Linked DNA regions of Mus musculus: region 1 is linked to region 2. A link is a loop called in an ENCODE intact Hi-C map of the cell type or tissue named here. Cell type or tissue: left cerebral cortex. All regions are shown on one strand.

Evidence for each region. Hi-C counts contacts between places; a loop is a spot of excess contacts. Peaks named below come from ENCODE experiments on the same cell type or tissue, not always from the same donor. Only the 100,000 strongest peaks of a DNase experiment are listed, where the experiment ranks them.
Region 1: a loop joins it to region 2, with 2.9 times the contacts of the local background. A loop is called at or near these places in 3 of 42 quality-filtered maps.

What each region holds. Positions count from the first base shown.
Region 1 is chrX:7,550,118-7,558,117 of GRCm38, forward strand. No RefSeq gene overlaps it. Among named protein-coding and RNA genes, the nearest start is that of Gm23082, 6.6 kb to the left of the region's middle. In left cerebral cortex, no CTCF peak of the experiment used is centred here; a DNase peak (open chromatin) is centred at 3,528.
Region 2 is chrX:7,472,019-7,480,018 of GRCm38, forward strand. It overlaps Gm32829 (a long non-coding RNA gene), which reads right to left and starts at 1,957. Exons shown (of 3, transcript XR_386879.1): 1 at 1,739-1,957. In left cerebral cortex, a CTCF peak has its summit at 1,962 (motif pointing right); DNase peaks (open chromatin) are centred at 1,980, 3,043 and 4,236; H3K27ac peaks cover 370 bases.

The DNA of each region.
Region 1 (8,000 bases), 78 kb after region 2:
TACAGCAGCCATTTTTGCCTCCCAGGACACCTTCATACAGGTAGCATTTATTCACACAGATGCGCATTCATTCATATACACACACATAAAAATTTCTGCAGGCTATTTAGAAGAAAAAGGAACATGTTTACAAATAGTATCAGAACAACTGCACATCTAGAATATTTCTCCTAGAGAAATGAGAACTTATGTTCACATAAACTTCATGAACAAATGTTGATAGCCGCTCTATTAATAACTGCCCTGAGCCGGAAACAACCCAAATGTTCTTCAGTGGGAAACTGGATAAGCAAACTGTACTACATGTGTGCAATAGAGTAAAAAGAATAAAATTGAATAAAAAGAATAAAAGAATTGTTGATAAGCTCAACAATTTAGATGAAACTCAATGGAAAAAGAACCTTAGTGAAACCACGCCAAGCAAAACAGTCTCAAAAAATAGGAGACTGTATGATCTCATTGGCATGCCTTTCTTGGAAAGACAAAAGCAGAGTGGCGAAGGGCTACAGAGACTTTGGGCCAAGAAGGAGGTGTGGATACAAAGTGGAAATGACCATGGAGATTTTTGGACTTCGGGATTGTTTCTGAATCATTGTACTGTTGGTTCCATAAATCCACACGGGTGTTGAACTTCATAAAATCCAAAGTGACTGCAACAGGACTTGGTTAGATTTGTCCTCTCACTCTCTCCTTGCATTTAAAAACAAGATCTTGTTTATTCCTTTAACAATTTCATATGGGTAAATGCTGTATCTTTATCATATCCATCCCAAACTTGTCCGGCTCACTTCTTCCAGTCACCCCTAGTATGGATTGGATTTTTAATCTTTCCAAATCAAGCCCATCGAAATCCTTGCTTTCTCTCAAACTGTTTGGCTGCAGAGGTTCGCCTGCCTAGCCATTTGTTTTGTTTGCTCCTGAGCCGTTCATTTTTCTCCAAGCCATTTGTCAAGACTCTTACAGCATCACCTCTTTTGCATCTAGATTTTTTTTCTGGGTCTGTTGTAGGCCCTGATGTTGGGATAGCACAGTCTACTTATGCATTTCTTGTTGATTTATGATCAGGCTGTTTTCAGATTTTTGCTATTACAAGCAGTTTTAGTGCATGAACAGTCCTGCATTTCTCCTAGGTTTGGACGTATGGGCAAGAATGCTGGGGGCTAGGGATGGAACTCATTGTTAGAGTATTTTGCCTAGCATGCTTAAGGCCCTGGGATAAATCCCCAATATGACATACATGCATACACACACACACACACATACACACACAGAAAGAGAGTGTGTTCAGCTTTTCTAAATTAGGACAGTAGAAAAGTAAATCAAACAATGCCTAGCCATCCTGTAGAAAGAGAAACAATGTGGTAATAAATTAGGTCAAGTCATGAGAATCATTTGAGACCACACAAGCAGCTACGTGGATACATTGCACAAATGTCAACCTAGCTGCTCTTGTAATGACAAGTCATGCCTGTAGTGATGGTGTCTGAGTCAAAGTAAACAATGCAGCAGCAAGCTCACTGACATAACCTCGGGATTCTCACTACTGGACCTAAGGAGGCAGGCCAAGGCTGCCCACACCTATCCATGTGCAGGAGGCTGCTCCAAGAAACACCCTGGCCTTTGCTCATGAACACAAAGTTCTGCAACCCCAACAAGGAGTGCATATTTAAGACTAAGGCTGACCTGCCCTGGCTTCCCCAACCCCAAAGAAGAGCAATCCTAGACATCAGGCCAGAGCCCCTACCAGCTACATGCCTTGATATCGAACAAGAGCAGGTCCTGTTACTGGCCCTGTTCATAGTCTAAGACATTGCTCTTCGATGCACAGAAAAGGACCTCAAGGACCATCCTCTTTTCTAGATTCACCTAGCTGAGTGAATGCAGAATATTGTTTCAAGAAGAGAGAGCCAGTAAGATGGTTCATCGGGTGAAAATACTTACTGCCCAAACCTGACTGAGTTCAATCCCCAGGACCCACAAGGACAGAACCAACTCCCACAGAGTGTCATCTGACCTCCACAAATTGTCTTCTGGCTTCCACACATGTAACATAGCACATAGAAGCCCATGTGTGTGTGTGCCCACACCACACACACACCATCCTCATTTTGGTACAAACTGGGTTACTTTGTGGTAGAAAATTCTCTGGCCAAAAGAGAGAGAGAGAGAGAGAGAGAGAGAGAGAGAGAGAGAGAGAGAGAGAGAAGAAGAAGAAGAAGAAGAAGAAGAAGAAGAAGAAGAAGAAGAAGAAGAAGAAGAAGAGAAGAGAAGAGAAGAGAAGAGAAGAGAAGAGAAGAGAAGAGAAGAGAAGAGAAGAGAAGAGAAGAGAAGAGAAGAGAAGAGAAAAGAGAAACTGTCCTAACCCTGATTTGAGGAGCAAATGAGTTTTGTCTGTCTGATTCACATTGCTCTGGGGAAGATGGGGCTGTGAGCAGAGTTGCCATGCAGGTGAGGATGTAAGATCCTAGGAAAACAAAGATGGGCCACTGAGCAACCATAGATAGCTCCCATAGGAGTGATTCTGCTGTCTTGGAGCTCGGAGTCCATGTTTATCCCAGAAGAGATACTACCCGACTCCCATCCCTCCTATATCCTGTGGCCCAAGGGCCCCACTTTTCTCTATCTAACTGCCTATCTAATTGCCATATCAATTATCTGTGATGGTGGGTTTCATTTCTACATTTTCATACATGCACATGATGGATCTCAATCATATCTGCCCTTACCCTTTCTTGCCTCACACCTACTAGGTGCCTTCCTCTTCCTTAACTAACCTCACTTCCACTTTGATAACTTTCTTTTGTGATGCAAGGAGTTTAATTAGGGCCTCTTACAGAACAAGGGTGGGGGCTTATTTACAGACACCTTAATAACTGGCTACACCACTCAAGAAAATGTCTCTTCCTCCCCACCAACCATGAGCTGCATATACATCCTCATGGAGGAGTGGGGGCTCCATGTGACCTTCCCAACTCTATGACAAGATGTTGTCCTCCCAAGTTCTGGGACTGTGTACCACCATGCCATCTGTTTTTAAACTTTATCCCTCAAATGGTTCGTGTGAATAAGATTACCAAAGCTGAAAGCAACTCTGCGTGACCTTTCTGCTATGTCTGAACTGATGCAGAGCTCAAGGGGCTGGGAGGGTGGCCATTGCCCTGTCCACTGTAGACTTCAGAACTTACGGTAGCAATTCGTCTCACTCTGCTAGCACTGGGGTCTCTCTCCAGTTAGCCATCTAATCCTACGCTCTTGTAGCATCATTAGCCTCCCAACAATATTCCTTTTTGAATTAATTAAAACTTTAATTTGAGTTCATTTAATTACTCTCACCCTGCTGCTACCTCTGCTCTCGCCCTGTTCCTGTTTGGAAATGCCAATGCAATCTGCATTGGATAACTCCTTTGTAATAGAGGGCTGCTTTGTGCATTATAAAATATTTACAGCATCCCTGAGTCATCCCAGTTCTGACACCCAAAAATGTCTCCCCAGAAATTGCCAAATGTCTTGTAGGGACAAAAATCGCCCACACTTGAGAAGCACAGCTCTAGTGTCCAATGTGTTTCTCTAAGGAGACTTTTATACACACACCCTCTTCTGGTTACTCATCTTAAGCTTGCGCCATGGTTGAACTAGGAAGCGCTTAGAGAGAAGGCTCAACAGAGCTGTGTGAAATTCTTGCTAATATGTGATGCTTGTGCTTGCAGAGGCTCAAGCCTCTGTGATGGACACGCACAATGGTTCTTCATTCTTGAGCTGTGGAAGAGGGGTTCCTACAGTGTGGAGACACATGCACAAGGTAAGCTGGGATCAGAGAAGTGGGGCCGAAGGCAGCAGAGACACTCTAGCTACACTGTCCCTGTTCTCAACTCTATCTCGGCTGGTGGTCCTTGAACCAGACAAGCGTTCGAGTCCGGGAGTTTTGTTGGGAGCAAGGTCCTACTCCCCCATCTGGCTGTTTTGGATGAGAAAGCAACAGAGGAGCAGAGCTTTTAGGCCTCCGAGTTTCGAAGATGGCTTTTGTTCTGGGCTTTTCTTTGCAGAGTAATTAGAAAGGCCAAAGAAGACAGATGGCCTTTTTCTAGACAAGAATCTGAGGTTGCTCATTAGCTCTGTCACAGGAAGCCTGTTTTATGGTAATAAGGCCTTTCTTCCCGGTGGCAACATCCATCCAGTTTGCCCCACTTTTTAAACTGAGGTTTTAGTCTTCAAAATACAGTTACTTCCTATAGTTTTACAGGGTCTAAACTTGGCCAAGGACACATACACACACAATAAAACCTGAACTTTAACATAAAATTTTCAGGTAAAAAAAATGTAAAAAGAAAAATGGCTGACCTTCCTCTGTGTTCTCTGAAGCCTTCCCTGTCTTGGAGATAAGATGTGCCTTTCCATCATTACATGACCTGTTCATGGCTCAAGCATGTCTGATGGCGATACAACCTCACTGAGGGAGCACAAGGACCATGCGGCCACAGGCTTCCCTGACACTCCTGATAAGTGAAAGCAGCCTTGCCTTGCCTTTCTCACCGTGGACCACAGCCACCCAGAATGCAAAGCAGAGGGCTTGTAGGATAGAGACAAAGGGCAGCTAGGGTGAAATCTGAGGCCAGAGAGAATAGAGACCACATGAGAATTAGATGCCAGGCAAGGAAGAGAGGGGAAAGGGTAATGAGGAAAGGCCAGCAGTGGATTGTGCACAGGGCTGATGAGAACACAGGGCCCCAGGGCTGCCATCTCTTCATCTGCTAGCCAGTGGGCAAAGCAGACTCGACATTTCTGTGCTTGACATAAAGTGTGCCTCATAACAAGTGCTCAGCCACTGCTGGGCCAGAGGAAGGGTGGGAAGATGCTCACAGTGCCATAACGACCAGAATCACTTCTTGGCAGCTGGCTGTGCCATGTTTTCCACCCTGGCATCAGAGGGTTGTGCTTGACTGGTCCTGACTGGCTCAGGCCACAGAAGAAGGGTAAAATGAGCCAACGACTACAAGGAGCTTCGACAACTTGGGAAGGCAAGGACATGATCAGTCATTCTCAACCTACCTGATACTGGGACCCTCTAATACAGCCCCTCGTGTTGTGGTGACCCCCAACCATAAAAGTATTTTGTTGCTACTTTATAACTATAATTTTGTGCCTCTTATGAATTATAATGTAAATATCTGATGTGTCGAGCAGCTGACAATCACCCCCTGTGAAAGGGTCATTCGATCCCCAGGTTGAGAACCTCTGCCCTAGATCCCCCAGAAGGAACAGACTACAAACCTGTGAGAGCTCAGACTATTAGAATTGGCCTTGACTGATGGGTAGTGGTGATGCACATCTTTAATCACAGCACTGGAGAGGTAGAGACAGGCGGACCTCTGTGAGTTCATGGCCAGCCTAATCTATAGAGATAGTTCTAGGAAAAAAAAAAAAAGAGCCAGCCCCTTCCTGCTCACTGCTATTGTCTGACTCAGTCAGCCACTATCACCCACATCCTGGGAGCCAGGACAAGGCAGTTGTCTAAAGATAAATGGCCGTGTCTGGACAAACAGTCCCATAAGGGATAAACAGCAGGCTTGCATGTAGCTCCAGAAGTTGCATCCCTTCCCATTCTCCAAACCTCTTCTAGGAAGCCCAGGTAACCCCTTCCCCTTTCCTGCTGTGTCTGCTGCTCCTCACGGTTCGAAAGAAACAGTCCAGTCTTGTTGAGGTCAGTCCCTAGTCTCTTTTCTGCCTCCTGTCTCTTTGAACTGCCTCAGAAATCTAACATCACACTGCTCCCAAAATCTAAGTGACTATTTGTTGGTTTGGGCCTCTAAGTTTGTTGTAAATCTGCACCAGCAACAGAAAACTGAGTTAGGCAAGAACGTGAGTCAATTTCCCATCCTGCCCTGCTTCTCTCCCTCCCTCTGGGCCATCTATGTCAGAAACACCCAGCCTAGCATGTGATGTGCCTGTCCTCTAGTCAGCCTCAGTGACAGAGATACTGAGAAGATGCTGGTCCCCTAGACAGGGTTTGAGGAGCCCAGTATCTCATGAGAGAGCAAGCCAGAAATTTGCCTGGAGGTCCTCATCCACCGTACATATCATTCACACCGGAATAACCCATGCACTGGTTTGGGGCAATTGTGGGCACATCAGCTGTAAACTCTTGTGATGGATAACAATGGCAAACTTGAAGTCAAGCTTGTTCTGTGACAGATGCCACCATCTGTGGTGGTTCGAATGAGATGCCCCTTCCCAATAAGTCTCTGGCATTTCTATACGTGGTCTCCAGTTGGTGGCTGTTTGGGGAGGATTAAGAGATATGGCCTTTCTAGAGGAAGTATGTCACTGGAGGTGGGCTTTGAAAAAGACTGCCATTGGGAGTTAACTCTCTCTGCTTCCTGCTTGTGGTTTGAGATGTGAGCTCTCACTCTGCTGCTCCAGTGAGCGAGCTTGCTGCTGCTCCCTTCCTCCCCACCATGAGGGATTCTTATCCCTTGGTAACTGCAGGCCCAAGGTAAACCCTTCCTTGTCTAAATTGCCTTGCGCATGATGTTTTATAACAGAAAAGTAAGTCAGTGTAACGGCCCATTGTGTGATGGCTGGGAAGATTCAGTCTGGGGTCCTATCATTGTAGCCTTGCCTTTGCCAGCAATGCTATACTGCATCAAATACTACACTAAATATATGTGGGTCTGGATAATGTTATGCTAAAATTTTATCCTCAGGTGTGCAACCACTCTGCCCAGTGGGTACCAGATCCTCTTTACAAATAAAGAACTGAAGCTCTGAGAGAACTCATAATTTGCTTATAGTCACACAACCAGGCTTTTAAATGTCTTGCTTAATGAAAGGAGTGATGAAGCCCAAGGAGAAATGAACCTCATCTGAGGACAAGATGGGTATGTCCCATGGCCGGGAAGATGCGAAAACCCACTGCAATACCATTCTAGGATACGGGCTAAACAATTCCTCACAGCGTCCTCTGCCTAAGCCGAGATGAGGAAGCCACAGGGGCAGCCAGGAAAGAAGGCAAGAGACTGAACTGAGGGGAGCTTCAGAGGGATACAAGACACCCATACTTCATGCCTTTAGCCAGGGAAGGGGATTCCTGGGAGCCTTGTAAAAGAGGCCCACACCATACCCTCTTCTTACTGCACCCTGACTTGATTTGCTGCCTAAGACTAGAAAATACAAATGCACAGTTTTAAGATGTAATACTTTTTAATTATGTGTCGATATGTGTGTGTGTGTGTGTGTGTGTGTGTGTTCATGTGTCTCATATACAAATAAATGCAGGTGACCACAGAGGCCAGAGGCATCGGATCCCCTGGAGCTGTTTGATGTAGATACTGGGAACTCACCGCAGGCCCTCTGAAAGAGCAGCAAGTACTCTTAACTACTGAGCCTCTAATGCACATTATAAAAGTTAATAAAACGAGCTGTACACCCACAAGCCACACCCAAAGGGATCACTATTGGATGATGGATCACAGACACCTTAATAACTGGCTACACCATGAAGAAAATGTCTCTCCCTTTCCACCCATAATGAGCTGCATATACATCCTCATGAAGGTGTGGGGGCTCCATGAGCCCCTCCCCACTCTATGACAGGATGTTGTCCTCCCAAGTTCTGGGCCACAGCCCTCTCTCCCACTGAGGAAATGCTTGGCGACTTTATGATCATCTCCTTGCTTTCTTTACATTATCTGTCATGGGATGATGTGTTCGTCTTAGTTGTTTATAAACTTCGGTTAAGTGGTTCAAATGATGTGAAACCTTTTCTTTGGCTCCTTTTGCTCAGCATCCCAGCTGTGAGAGTCCCCCAGCTCATGCAGCTATAGATCGTCCCTTCCTGCTGCGCACCATTCTGTTTGGTGAATGTATGCCTAGTAGGCCCTGGCTTTTCTATCATTTTTCATACATTCTAGGATTAAGTCCTTCATTAGTTAAAGGTACTTCCATTGTCTTCTCCCAAAATGTCACTTTTGTACCTTGGTCAAGAGGCATTCTTACTGTCACTT
Region 2 (8,000 bases):
ATTCATATTTCTGTATTAAGTAAAAAAAATTAAAGGTTTCTACCATATTTGGAATTTCTCTTAAGATAACAGAAAGATGTGTTAGTTCAGGCTCTCAGAAACAGTGCCCCATGTGACTTTTTTAGAAAAGATTTATTTATTTATTTTACGGATGTGAGTGTTCCCTCTGCATGTACTCTTATGTGGCAGAAGAGGGCATCATTCCATTATAGACAGTTTTGAGCCACCCATCTATGCAAATTGTTGGGAATTGAACTCAGAACCTCTGGAAGAACAGAGGCTCTGAACCCCACCCCACCCCACCCCATGTGACATTTTGACAAGCCCATGACATCGATACAATCATAGAAAGAAAATAACTTTTTTTCATTCTCTTTTGCCATTTCCTGACTTCAATTAAACTTCTAAGGACATGAAAACTGTTGGCCGTTTGTGAGTCTACAGCGCCGAGTGCGTTGACCTCCTCAGCAGCCTTTGCTGCTATTGTTTCTTATGCCTCTCATTTTACTTCCTATTAGGGTAGATCCAAATGTCCATTATGTAAGACCTGAAACGTTGAAACTGATAGATGAAAATTGTAGGGAAAAGCCTTCAAACTATTGACAAGGCAGGGACTTTCTAAACAGAATTCCAGTAACACAGGAAAAAAACCCAACAAATGATAAATGGGATTACATAAAATTAAGACACTTCTGCTCGGCAAAAGAAGTCTTCAGCAATGCAAAAGAGACAGCCAGCCCACATACAAAGGGGAATTAATATCCAGGACATATAAAGAACTCTAAAATGCAAATGGCCAATAAACATCAGGAAAGTGTGTTCAACATCCTTGGCTATCCAGGAAATGCACATTAAAACCACTTCAGAATTTCAACTCATCCCAGTCAGAATGCCAGGCACATAGGGCTGCCTTGTCTGGCTGCAATGGGAGAGGATGCACCTACCCCTGCAGAGTCTTGATGATCAGGGTTGGGGGATGCCAAGCCCTCCCCCATCCTCTCAGAGAGAAGGGGAGGGGGAGGGACTCTGTGAGGGGGGCAGGGACAGTATTTGGGATGTTAATTTAAAAGGAAGGAAGGAAGGAAGGAAGGAAGGAAGGAAGGAAGGAAGGAAGGAAGGAAGGAAGGAAGGAAGGAAGGGGAGAGAGAAAGAGAGAGAGAGAGAGAGAGAGAGAGAGAGAGAGAGCGAGCGAGAGAGAGCGAGCTGGGGAAAAGATAACCCTGAATTCTACCTTCCCAAACCTGTACAGACATTTCTGTTCAGTCATTACTTAGGAACTGGATAAGGATAGCAAAGCACACAACAGATCCATAGTCTGTTTCTTCCCACTTGTGAGCGTGCATCATTATAAGGCATTAAATGAGAACACGCCCAGGGTGTGTGTTCCTCAGACTCCTGTGAGCTTGTTCCTTGTACACGACAGCAGCCCTGCTGGTTCGCTCCACTGAGAAAGATGGCATGCATTAGCTGTGATCTAAGTGTCAGTTGGCTCATTCTGGAACATTAGTCCTGTCATCTCTCTGAAGAGAGAAGGTTGAATCCATTGTCAAAGCTCCCAAAATTGCACTCCCTCTTCCTGAGAGCATCTCTTGGTGCTAAGATACCAAAGTGGCTTCCAGCAACTGAGAGACCACAGATTTCTCTTCCATGACATCAAGTTGCTTGCATAAAACAGCTCCGCATAAGTTCCCAAGTAAATCAGGTTTGCAAAAAGCAAGCGAAAACCTATAGTACTCACCTTTGAGGATTAGCCATGACGATGGCAGGATTAAACGCCCTGTATCTCCGGGTTGATTTCAGCTTCAGGACCATACAGACAATTGCCCTAGGCCCACTAACACTTCAGCACTTCCAGATGTTAGAGTTTTCAAATAATTTTATCCCAGTGGCAAGGAGTGATACAGACAACTCCTTGCAGGGACCGAAGTTGGATTTCCCCTGACATGTACACAAGACACCTGCAGGTGGAGACACAGGGCTGTCCTTGGGAACCAGCAGGCTTTGTACGTATTGTCTTCCCCTAAAACAGATGGACTTAGCATTACAATTTCTGCTTTCCATGTGCTTCTGTGAATTCTGGGAGGTAGGGGTGACATAAATACACACACACACACCCCACAGAGGAGAGGCAATATCATTCTTCTTTCTGTTTTTGGTTTTGGTTTGTGGGTTTTTGGGGGTGTTTTTTTTTAAGTTAGAAGATTTTTTATTAGATATTTTCTTTATTTACATTTCAAACGTTATCCCCTTTCCTGGTTTCCCCTCAGAAAACCCTCTATCCCCTTCCCCCTCCCCCTGCTCACCAATCCACCCACTCCTGCTTCCCTATCCTGGCATTACCGTACACTGGGGCATTGAGCCTTCTCAGGACCAAGGGCCTCTCCTCCCATTGATGTCTGACAAGGCCATCCTCTGCTATATGCAGCTGGAGCCATGAGTCCCACCATGTGTACTCTTTGGTTGATGGTTTAGTCCCTGGGAACTCTGAGGGGTACTGGTTAATTCATATTGTTGTTCTCCCTATGGGGTTGCAAACCCCTTCAGCTCCTTTCTCTAGCTCCTCCATTGGGGACCCCATGCTCAGACCATTGCTTGGCTGATAGTATCCACTTCTGTATTTATCAGGCTCTGGTAGAGCCCCTCAGGAGGCAGCTATAGCAGGCGCCTGACAGCAAGCACTTATTGGCATCCATAATAGTGTCTGACCCCATTTCATCAAAAGCAATTTCAACAAATATTTTAAAGTAAAAAACAAAAACAGGAAAAAGTTGTGAATTACTATTTAGCACTGTGGTAACTAGTCATTTGTGTTCCTAGGGAGACACAGTTCCCGCAGCTGCTATTGTGCTTCAAGCCAGATCTTTCTGGGCAAACATTTACAAGGCTGTGTGTTTGTCCCACCTGCATGTGAAGAGGAGCACAGATTGTCCCCTGTGTAAAGCATCCCAGTCAGAAACTCCATAATGTACAACCTGAGCAGAGCATGCCACCATTTATGTGTAGGTGCCAACTCTGCCTGGAGCCAGGCAGGGAGACCAGATGGCTCCTGGGGAGGGCCCCTGCCTCTCAGCACACCAGATGGAAATGTACTGGCAAACATGCATGCTGGTTTCTCTGGACATGCCAGTACATGAATGATCATCCTTTCTCCAGGCCATGTATTCGTTTCCTGGGGCTACCCTAACAATGTGATTTAGAACAATAGCTACTTATTCTCTCCTAGGACTGGAGGCCAGAGCTCCAATATAAGGCTGTTGCTAGACCCATGCTCTCTCTTAAGGCTTGAGGAATATAAGTCCTAGCCTGCTTCTTGCAGATTCTTGTGGCTCCAGATGTTCCTGGCCTTGAGGCTACACTGTTCTACTCTTCACTGCCACTTCTGATGGCATTCTCTTCTGTCTCAAACATCTCTCTCCTTTCTCCCTTTCTCCCAGAAGGGTAGCACTCATTGAGTTTCAGGCCCACTGTAAATCTGGAATAATCTCAACTTAATTACCTCTGCTTCCACATAACATGACATTCACAAGACCCGGAGACATCTTTGGGGATGACCTGGTGGTAATAAAAACAAGCTATGTATTCATGATTTCTTGTGGAATCACTACATATTCACAGCTATCCCAAGATTACTTTCTTTTTCTTTTCTTCATGCCTGGCAGACTAAGTCTAAAGATAGAAACCCCAGTGAAGGGGTTTGGGGTAGGGTGGGGCCTAGGTCATTTGATACAATGCTTGCCTGGCATGCAGGAAGCCTGGGTTTGATCCCCAGCACTGTATAAAACCAAACATGGTGGTTCATGTTTGCAATCCCAGCACTTGGAGGGTAGGAGGATCGTAATCCTTGGCTATACTGAGAGTTTGAGGCTACATGAGACCCTGGGCTATGTGAGACTCCATCTCAAATAACCTAAAACCTCAATGAAGACATAGCAGTGGGGCTTGATTTAGAAGCACGGGAGAATGTGACTGCTCTGTGCAATCCAGGCATCCTGCTTGGCTGAGACATCTGCACTTGCTGTCACCAGACTGGGCCTTACCTGGGCTGTTAGATTTAATGAACATGAGCTGGGTATGTGCTACTTAGGAGACTGAGGCACAAACCCAGGAATTAGTTTCAGACCAGCCCAGGCAACACAACAAGCCCCACCCCCCAAAAAAAATCTGGGGAAAAAATGTAAAGAGAACAGAAATTTTGTTCCTTTACAAGCAGAAGAATGATTCATGGCCAAAACTGCTTTCCCTGACTAATTCGAGCTTTGGATTTAGTCAGTGTTAACACAGTGCTAGCTCACTGCGAGAAGAGACACAGTTTGGCTTCGGGTTGTAAGGATAAAGCAAGGAGTACTGGTTGCTCATGGGCTTGAAATGATGCCATGGCACAAGGAGGAAGAGGAAGGGCTCATCGGTCTTGAGGCCCATCGGTCTTGCAAACTTTATATGCCTCAGTACAGAGGAACGCCAGGGCCAAGAAGTGGGAGTTGGTGGGTAGGGGAGTAGGGGGGGAGGGTATGGGGGACTTTTGGGATAGCATTGGAAATGTAAATGAGGAAAATACCTAATTTTTAAAAACCAACAAAAAAAATAAATAATTTAAAAAAAAAGAAAAGAAAAGGAAAGACAGCTGGAGAGATGGCTCAGGAGTTAAGAATATGTCTTCTAGAGGATCCAAGTTCAGTCACCTATGTGACACAGCACACAGCTGCTTGTAACTACAGCTCCAGGGGGATCTACATCCTCTGGCCTCCTCAGACACAAGCATTCACATATCCATATATATATGCATACATACATACATACATGCATAATACATACATGCATGCGTGCATACATATGTACATACACACGTACACACACCACTTAATTAAAAATAATAAATGTAAACTGTCATTTGGATGCTGTAAATTGCTCATATTTACAGGTAGAAAGAGGTCCGTTGACTCAGAAGATAACTAGGAGTCCAGCAGAGCTCTAACAGGGATGACGATACTAATCTACATAGGGGATCCTCAGTAGTCTACTCCTAGGTTGTATTTCCTGTCCCTGTATTGGAAGCTTTTGGGTTTTACAAGTCACTGCAATAGAAAAAGAAATAAAGCAATAAGGGAGTGGGTCATTGAAGAAATCACGGGGGAAGTCTTTAAAATATTTAGAATCAAAAAGAAAATAAAAAAATATTTAGAATCAAATGAGAATGTGCTCCTGAAGTACAGCTAAGAGAGCTCCAAGAGACAAATTTATGTTTATGAATGCTTACATTATAAAATCAGAACAATCTCAAATAACCTCATGGTATCGCTCAAGGTCTGTCAGCCATCACTGCAAAGAGAGGCCCATTGGACTTGCAAACTTTATATACCCCAGTACAGGGGAACCCCAGGGCCAAAAAGGGGGAGTGGGTGGGTAGGGGATTGGGGGGGTGGGTATGGGGGACTTTTGGGATAGCATTGAAAATGTAAACGAGGAAAATACCTAATTTAAAAAAAAATCGAAAAGAAGCAAAACCTTACATAACTTAGATTTTGAGTTCATTTAAAGACATATTTCTATGTATTTTATGTGTATAAGTGTTTTGCCTGTATGTGTGTGTGTATGTATGTATGTATGTATGTATGTATGTGTATTATGGTGTACAAGCCTGGTGCCCACAGTGGCTAGAAAAGGGTGCTGGCCTTCCTGAAGTTGAATTACAAATAACAGTAAGTTGCTTTGTGGGTGCTGAGAACTGAACCTTGTTCTGTTCTAAAACTAAAGCTGGATAGTTTTAAATCAACTTGATACTAGCTAGAGTCCTCTGAGAGGAGGGGCCTCAGTTAAAAAAATGCTTTGGCTATAGGCAACCCTGTAATGCTTTTTTTTTTTTTTTTAATTCTTTCTTCCCTTCTGTTAGTATGCCATGATTTTTTTTTTTTAAGGCCAGGCATTATATTCTTTTTTTTTAAACTTTTTTATTTTATTTTTTAATTTTTTTATTAGATAATTTCTTCATTTACATTTCAAATGCTATCCTAAAAGTTCCCGATACCCTCCCCCCGCCCTGCTCCCCTACCCACCCACTCCAGCTTCTTGGCCCTGGCATTCCCCTGTACTGGATCATATAAAGTTTGCAAGACCAAGGGGCCTCTCTTCCCAATGATAGCCGACTGAGCCATCTTCTGCTACATATGCAGCTAGAGATACAAGCTCCAGGGTTACTGGTTAGTTCATATTGTTGTTCCACCTATAGGGTTGCAGACCCCTTCAGCTCCTTGGGTGCTTTCTCTAGTTTCTCCATTGGGGGCCCTGTGTTCCATCTTATAGATGACTGTGAGCATCCACTTCTGTATTTGCCAGGCACTGGCATAGCCTCACACAAGAGAGCTATATCAGGGTCCTTTCAGCAAAATCTTGCTGGCATGTGCAATAGTGTCTGGGTTTGGTGGCTGGTTATGGGATGGATCCCCGGGTGGGATAGTCTCTGGATGGTCAATCCTTTCGTTTTAGCTCCAAACTTTGTCTCTGTAACTCCTTTCATGGGTATTTTGTTCCCTATTCTAAGGAGGAATGAAGTATCCACACGTTGGTCTTCCTTCTTGATTTTCTTGTGTTTTGCAAATTGTACCTTGGGTATTCTAAGTTTGTGGGCTAATATCCACTTATCAGTGAGTGCATATCAAGTGACTTCTTTTGTGATTGGGTTACCTCACTCAGGATGATATCCTCCAGATACATCCATTTGCCTAGGAATTTCATAAATTCATTGTTTTTAATAGCTGAGCAGTACTCCATTGTGTAAATGTACCACATTTTCTGTATCCATTCCTCTGTTGAGAGAAATTTGGGTTCTTTCCAGCTTCTGGATATTATAAATAAGGTTGCTATGAACATAGTGGAGCATGTATCCTTATTTCAAGTTGGAACATCTTCTGGGTATATGCCCAGGAGAGGTATTGCTGGGTCCTCAGGTAGTACTATGTCCAATTTTCTGAGGAACCGCCATACTGATTTCCAGAGTGGTTGTACTAGCTTGCAATCTCACCAACAATAAACCCTTATCTTTTGAAAGAAAATGTTCACTCTTATTCTTTTGGTAATGTTTTCCTCAGTATCTACATGTGACAAAATGCATCAAACACTAAACATGTTATAAGTATGCACATTTTGTTGTTTTCTTTTTCTAAGATGACACTGCCTCCAGAGATGAAAAAAATAATAAAAAAGGGCAAAGGCATTTGAAAGGGCAGGTATAATATTTTCAATTTCCCTATAGAGTGTAGATCATGCTCCTTGCTTTACTGAAAGCATTGGAGGCAGACCACTCCATAACCTAACTCCACCTCCAAAGTCAAAAGTTTTGAAGGAATTAGGCTATCAGCGCCACATTTTTTGGGGGGGCTTCTAAACACTATTTTTTTCCTTGGGATGCTAATAAGGACTTTATTTAGACAGGTTCTCATATTTAGGCTGGCTTGGAACTTGCATTGGTCTCACTGTGTGTTTCTACTTTCCTTGCTGCTTTTAAAATTCTTTTATTGTTCTGAATATTTAGTGTTGTGATTATTATGTGATGGGAGGATTTTTCTTTTCTGGTTCAGTCTGTTTGGTGTTCTGTAAGCTTCTTGTGTCTTTATATGTGCCTTTATAGGCATCTCTTTCTGTAGATTAGGGAAATTTTCTTCTATGGTTTTTTGGAAAGTGTTTTCTGGGCCTTTAAACTGGGAATCTTCTCATTCTATTCCTCCTCCTCTTCAATTCCCATTATTCTTAGGTTTGGTCCTTTTTTTAAGTGTTCCAGATTTCCTGGATGTTTTATGTCATGGACTTTTTAGATTTTGCATTTTCTTTGACTGATATATTGATTTCTTTTTTAGTATCTTCTACACCTGAGATTCTCGCTTCCATCTCCTGTATTCTGTTAGTGATGCTTGCATCTGTTGTTCCTGTTTTCTTTCCTAGGTTTTCCATCTCCAGGATTGCCTCAGTTTGTGTTTTCTTTATTGCTTCTATTTCCCTTTTCAGGTCTT